2 separate regions of the Homo sapiens genome follow, and region 2 is linked to region 1. A link is an interaction called in ENCODE POLR2A ChIA-PET data of the cell type or tissue named here. Cell type or tissue: Panc1. All regions are shown on one strand. Links, peaks and the distances in the headings refer to the core of each region. The heading gives the core; the rest is flanking DNA.

Evidence for each region. ChIA-PET counts read pairs that join two places held together with the same protein. Peaks named below come from ENCODE experiments on the same cell type or tissue, not always from the same donor. Only the 100,000 strongest peaks of a DNase experiment are listed, where the experiment ranks them.
Region 2: POLR2A ChIA-PET joins it to region 1 with 6 read pairs; 2 of 35 experiments call an interaction of 5 or more read pairs at or near these places.

What each region holds. Positions count from the first base shown.
Region 1 is chr10:3,661,716-3,664,631 of GRCh38, forward strand. The region is part of intron 1 of LOC105376360 (a long non-coding RNA gene); the gene reads left to right. Among named protein-coding and RNA genes, the nearest start is that of KLF6, 120 kb to the right of the region's middle. In Panc1, for the core only: no CTCF peak of the experiment used is centred there; no DNase peak of the experiment used is centred there; H3K27ac peaks cover 292 bases.
Region 2 is chr10:3,605,567-3,608,482 of GRCh38, forward strand. The region is part of intron 1 of LOC105376360 (a long non-coding RNA gene); the gene reads left to right. Among named protein-coding and RNA genes, the nearest start is that of LINC02669, 100 kb to the left of the region's middle. In Panc1, for the core only: no CTCF peak of the experiment used is centred there; no DNase peak of the experiment used is centred there.

The sequences.
Region 1 (2,916 bases), core at 235-2,734:
ATGTTTCAGCTAGACAGGAGAAATAAGTTAAAGATCTATTGTGCATTATGGTAACTATAGTTAATAACAATATTTTGTATGCTCGAAAATTTCTGTTAAAAGAAAAACTTTAGCCAAATTAAATTTAACCCAGTTTAGTTGAGCAAAGAACAATTCACAAATTGGGCAGCCTCCCAAGACAGAGGAGGCTCAAAGACTCCAGCGCAGCCATGGGGTGGAAGATTTATGGAGAGAAAACAGAAAGGAAGTGAGGTACACAAACAGCTGCATTGGTTACAGCATGGCATTTGCCTCCGTTGCACATGGTTTGAACAGTTGGCCCCCTTTGCTTGGCAAAAGCTCAGTGATTGGCACAAGAGTAGGCTACAGTCTGTTTACATCTCCATTTAGGTTTTAGTTCACTACGTACAGAGAAACCTTTAGGCCAAACTTAAAATATGGAAGGAGGCAGCTTTAGACTAAACTTGATTTAACATTGCTAAGAAGGTGGGTTTTAGGCATTCTCACCACACATTATATGAGGTAATGCACATGTTAATAGCTTGACTTAGTTATCACTCAGTGTACACATATGTGAAAACATCACATAATACACCATAGATATAGAGAATTTTTACTTGTCAATTAAAAATAAACAAAACAAAAGCACATTGTTTTAAGTCACTAAGTTGGTATTAATATTGTTATGAAGTGATGGATAACAAAGATGTCAGGAGAAAGACTGATTTTGTCTTGAACAGATCGAGTGTGAGCCACAAGAGATTCAAGCAGAAATGCAAGTAGGCGAATGGATGTAGGGATCTGGGCTTCAGGAGAGAGGTCTGAGCCGGCTGTATCCCTGTGGGTTCAGCAGCTGTGGAGGCACTAAAAGCCATGAGAATGCATGAGACCACCAGGAAAAAGAGATAAGAGATCTGGGGTGTTGTCCTAAGACCTTAGAGACCGGAGGAGGCCCCAGTGGGATTGGAGAAGGAAAATCCCATGTGGCAGGAGGAAAACCAGGAGGGTGGCTGCATCGGAAGCAATGGGAGGAATGGGATTTGGGGGGAAAGAGTCATCAACTCTGCCCAGCACTGCTCATAGGTCCAGGAAGAAAGGGCACCATGTCTAGGGCTCTCCATCCCTCAGTGCCACTCGCCACCCACCCCACAGTCCTGCTACAGACCTCTCATCACTCAGACCTGGAACTCCTCATGACCTCCATCTCAAACCTTCTCTTTTCTTTTCTTTGCTCTTTTCTTTTTTTTCTTTTCTCTTCTCTTCTTTTCTCATCTCTTCTCCTTTCTTTCTTCCTTCCTTCCTTCCTTCCTTCCTTCCTTACTTCCTTCCTTCCTTCCTTCCTTCCTTTCTTTCTTTCTTTTTCTTTCTTTCTTTTTTTTTCTTTCCTTTCTTTCTTTCCTTTCTTTCTTTCTTTCTTGACGGAGTCTTGCTCTGTAGCCCAGGCTGGAGTGCAGTGGCACGATCTCAGCTCACTGCAGTCTCAACCTACTGGGGTCCCACCTCAGCCTCCTGAGCAGCTGGGATCACAGGTGTGCACCACCACTCTCTGCTAATTTTGAAAAGTTTTTGTAGAAATGGGGTCTTACTATGTTGCCCAGGCTGGTCTCAGACCCCTGGGATCAAGTGATCTTCCCTCCTTGGTCTCTTAAAGTGCCAGGATTATAGGGGTGAGCCACCACACCCAGCCTCTTTTCTACACTTGCCTTCCTCCATCTCTAGCCCCTTTCCTCAGCACACCTGTCCTGCTGATCCTCAGACACGTTGACACCTACTAACACTGAACTGGCGTCTTTCTACTGCACCTTGCTCTCAGTTTCCCCTTGTCCAGCTGGAGTCATCTGTGTCTGTCTTCTGTCCCAGCATCTGTGTGGGTACACAGCTCCTGCCTCTGGGAAAGGCCAGGCCAAGTGTGCATCCCACCCCAGCCCCACACCTTCCACAGATGGGGCCGCAGCATCCATGTGTGTGCACAGCTCCTGCCTCTGGGAAAGGCCAGGCACAGAGTGCTTTCCACCCCAGCCCCTCACCTTCCACGGATGGGGCCGCAGCATCCGTGTGTGTGCACAGCTCCTGCCTCTGGGAAAGGCCAGGCACAGAGTGCTTTCCACCCCAGCCCCTCACCTTCCACGTATGGGGCCGCAGCATTGCTCCCTCTCTGCAGGGTCAGGGCATCTGACATCCTCTCCAAAAGAACACTGTGGTGTATCTTTGTGTACATTGTTGTGTACCTTATAATTGTGTATTTAATTATACTTACACTTTGGTCAGTGGAGTAGGAGTGTTGTAAATACTTTGAATAATGGTTTTCTTTAAGAATCAAGAGGGCCAGTTGCGGTGGCTCGCGCCTGAAATCCCAGCACCTTTGGGAGGCCAAGGTAGGAGATCACTTGAGGCCAGAAGTTCAAGACCAGCCTGGCCAACCTGGCGAAACCCAGTCTTTACTAAAAATACAAAAATCAGCTGGGCATGGTGGTGCACACGTGTAATCCCAGCTACTTGAGAGGCTGAGGCAGAAGAATTGCTTGAACCCAGCAGGCAGAGGTTGCAGTGAGCCAAGACCATGCCACTGCATTCCAGCCTGGGTGACAAAGAAAGACTGTGTCTCAAAAAAAAAAAAAAAAAAAAAAAGAATTAAGGATGAAGTTATGCCTGAAATTCTTCAGTTATAATAAATCAGTTCTCTTCTTTCCCATCTTGTCATTTTCTTCAGAGAACTTGTCATAATTTATAAGATGCTGGTAAATAATATAAATACGTTTGCATGTTTATTTATAGAGTCTGCACCCCCATTCGACTATAAGCTCTGTAGGTGGGGAAAGTGGCATTTTTGTCTGCTACTCTGGGCCTGGTACAGTAGGTGACACCTCGTGGATATTCCATACCTGCTTGTTGATAGAATAAGCAAGTGAATCCATG
Region 2 (2,916 bases), core at 303-2,802, 56 kb before region 1:
CAAAAGCACCTATAGTAAAAGGAAGAGAAATAACAAAAACAATAGCAGCACATAAAAAGATGTTCCACATTATTAGTTATCAAAGAAAACAATGAAAAAACAATGAGTTAAAGCCTTCCTAAAGTTAAATAATACGATCATATCAAGTAATGATGAGTTTGTGGGACCTTTCATACCTTAATGGTGAGAAGATAAAATGGTACAACCACTTTAGAAAACCTGCAGTGTCTTAGAAAACTAAACACACGCCCATTCTATGGCCCAGTAATGTCGTTTCTAGGTATTTACCCAAGAGAAATGAAAACATATGTCCACAGAAATATTTGGGCAAGAAGGTGTATAGCATTCTTATTCATAATAGCCCAATTTAAGAATTCAAATTTTTATCAACAGAAAAATGGATAAGCTGTAATTGTACAGTAGAATACTTTTCAGAAATTTAAAAAACTGAATTGCTGACAAAAGCAGAAACATGGATGAGTCACAAAAATGTGTTGATCTAAGAAGCTGAACACAAATGGAAACATTTAGTATGATTTCATGATTATATAAATTAATATAGTTGTTGCCAGTAGGGGTTGAGAATTTGCTGGAACGGCCCCCAGGGAGGAGTTTCTGGGGTGATAGAAATGCCCCCGTCTTGTTAGGGGTGCTGGTTATGGGGGTATATATTTATTAAAACACATAGACTTACACATTTAAGATCTGTGCATTTCATTGTATATAAATCTTACTTCAACTTTAATATATCAGATACATTTTTGCATGTCAAGGCAAACACATCAACTGCATTTGTTAAATCACTTTTTAAAGCATGATCTAGTATTAATAACCTGAAATTGGTTGAAAATCCTAACCATGATGGTTAGGGTTCTTTCCACATCTGATTCTATGGGTTTTGCACTGCTCTTGATTTGATTCATTCAGGGAGTATGCTATCTTCTGATTTTTGTAACTGTGGAGTAGCATGTCTTGTAAAAATTTACCTTCATTCTTGAGTCAGTTCTCTTCTAAGCATCTGGTGAATGCCCACACAAGAAATATGTAAATTCACTTGGCTTAAATATCCCCTCATTCTTGTTGATATATTGGACTTGGCCTCAAGATGGTATTGGAAGACTAGTTCAACTGTACGTTAGTGTTATCTTTAGGGAAATATGGTGGAAATCTGAGGCAAAGAGTAGAAATAGTTCACCAAAATATATTACTTAAGGTTAGCAACCCAACTAAAAGCTTTTGGGGTAGTGTGGTTGCTGGCTTGGCTTTAGCATTGCTTTTTAAAGGTGAAGGTTTGTTTAATTCCATGTGGTTGGGGTGAGAAGAGGAACAAGAGACCAAGAGAAGATTAATAAAAGTGAGAATAAAATAGAAAATGCAAAGTCAGGGCCAGCTGCTTGCCAGTGTGAATGGAATTACAATAATAATCTGGATGAGTTAGAGGCCAATGATAAAAGCACAATAAATTCCCAGAAAATTAGATTACTGAGAAAATCAGTCAAAATTTAAAAGCTGGGTTTTTTTTTTTCTTTCCCCAAGATGGCAGAATAGAGGCTTTTAGCATGTCTCAGCCACTTGGAAATAGAGAGGCAGGGCATTGACATGAATTCTGAGAGCTTTAATTCAAGAAGAAAAATGAGAATCCGATGGAGTTGTGAAGGACCCCCCAGAACCTGCAGAGGAGAATGTGGGCAAACAGCCCCTGCAACAGCATCTGGCTGATCAAAGCAGATCTCTGAGCATTCAGAACACCCTCTCCCCTGGAACAGCAGCCTGAGCCACTCCACCTTTCCAAGGCAGAGATCCTGGTGCAGGTGGACCCTTTCCACTCCAGGCCCAGGCAGTTCTCCAGGCCTCTCTAGCACTGACTCTCCAGGATTAGGCATTTGGATGCCCCACATCTCCATGCAGAGAACTTGGAGCCAAGGATATTTTCAAGCTCCATGCCTAGACACACCTCTGGGCACATGATGGTCACCCATTGAATTATCCTTCGATGTTGGTGCTTATGCCTGCCATTGGGAAATCTGTAGGTGGACTCTCCAGGTCTGGCCTCACTCATCCTGGTCTCCAGCCCTGTGGGGAGTTTAGGTGAGAATGCAGCCAACAAACCCATTGTCTAAGGCAACAAAGAGCTTCTCCCAGTAAACAAGAATAAAGTATATGCCCAGCCATGTTGGCTGAAGTGATTATTATCTATAAATACCATCAACTGGCTTGTAGGCCAAAGAGCACAGTGCAATATAAAACCTGCTGACAGAAGTACATAGGGCTATAGAAGTAAAGTCAAAAGACCCTACCCAGTGCTCTACAGTTATATCCCCTGGAGTGGGGGTAGGGGGAGAAGGAGAAAGGAAACTATATATATTTTAGAGAAAGAAAGAAAACGAAAAAATTCTACTCACATGAATATAATTACAAAACTCAAGAGTGCTGGCATCTCTAGTTGAGAAGAAACCAGCACAAGAATTCTGGCACCATAAAAATCTAAATGTAGTGACACCACCAAAGGATCACACTAGCTCTTCAGCAGTTGTTAACCAACATGGAAACTAAGAAGTGACAGATAAAAAATTCTAGGCATGGATTTCAAGGAAGCTCAATGATATCTAAGACAAGGTTTAAAATCAATGCAGAGAAACTTTCAAAGCCACCGAGGAAATGAAGGAAGAGATAAACACCTTTAAAGAAATCCATCAGAGCTTCTAGAATTGAAAAACTCACTTAAGGAATTTAAAAATACAATTGACAGCTTTATCAATAGACTAGACCAAGCAAAAGAAAGAATTTCAGAGCTTGAAGACTGGTCTTTTGAACTAACTTGGTGAGACAAAAATAAAGAAAGATGATTTTAAAAAGATGAACAAAGCCTTTGAAAAAATGTGGGATTATGTTAAGCCACCAAATCTGCATATTACT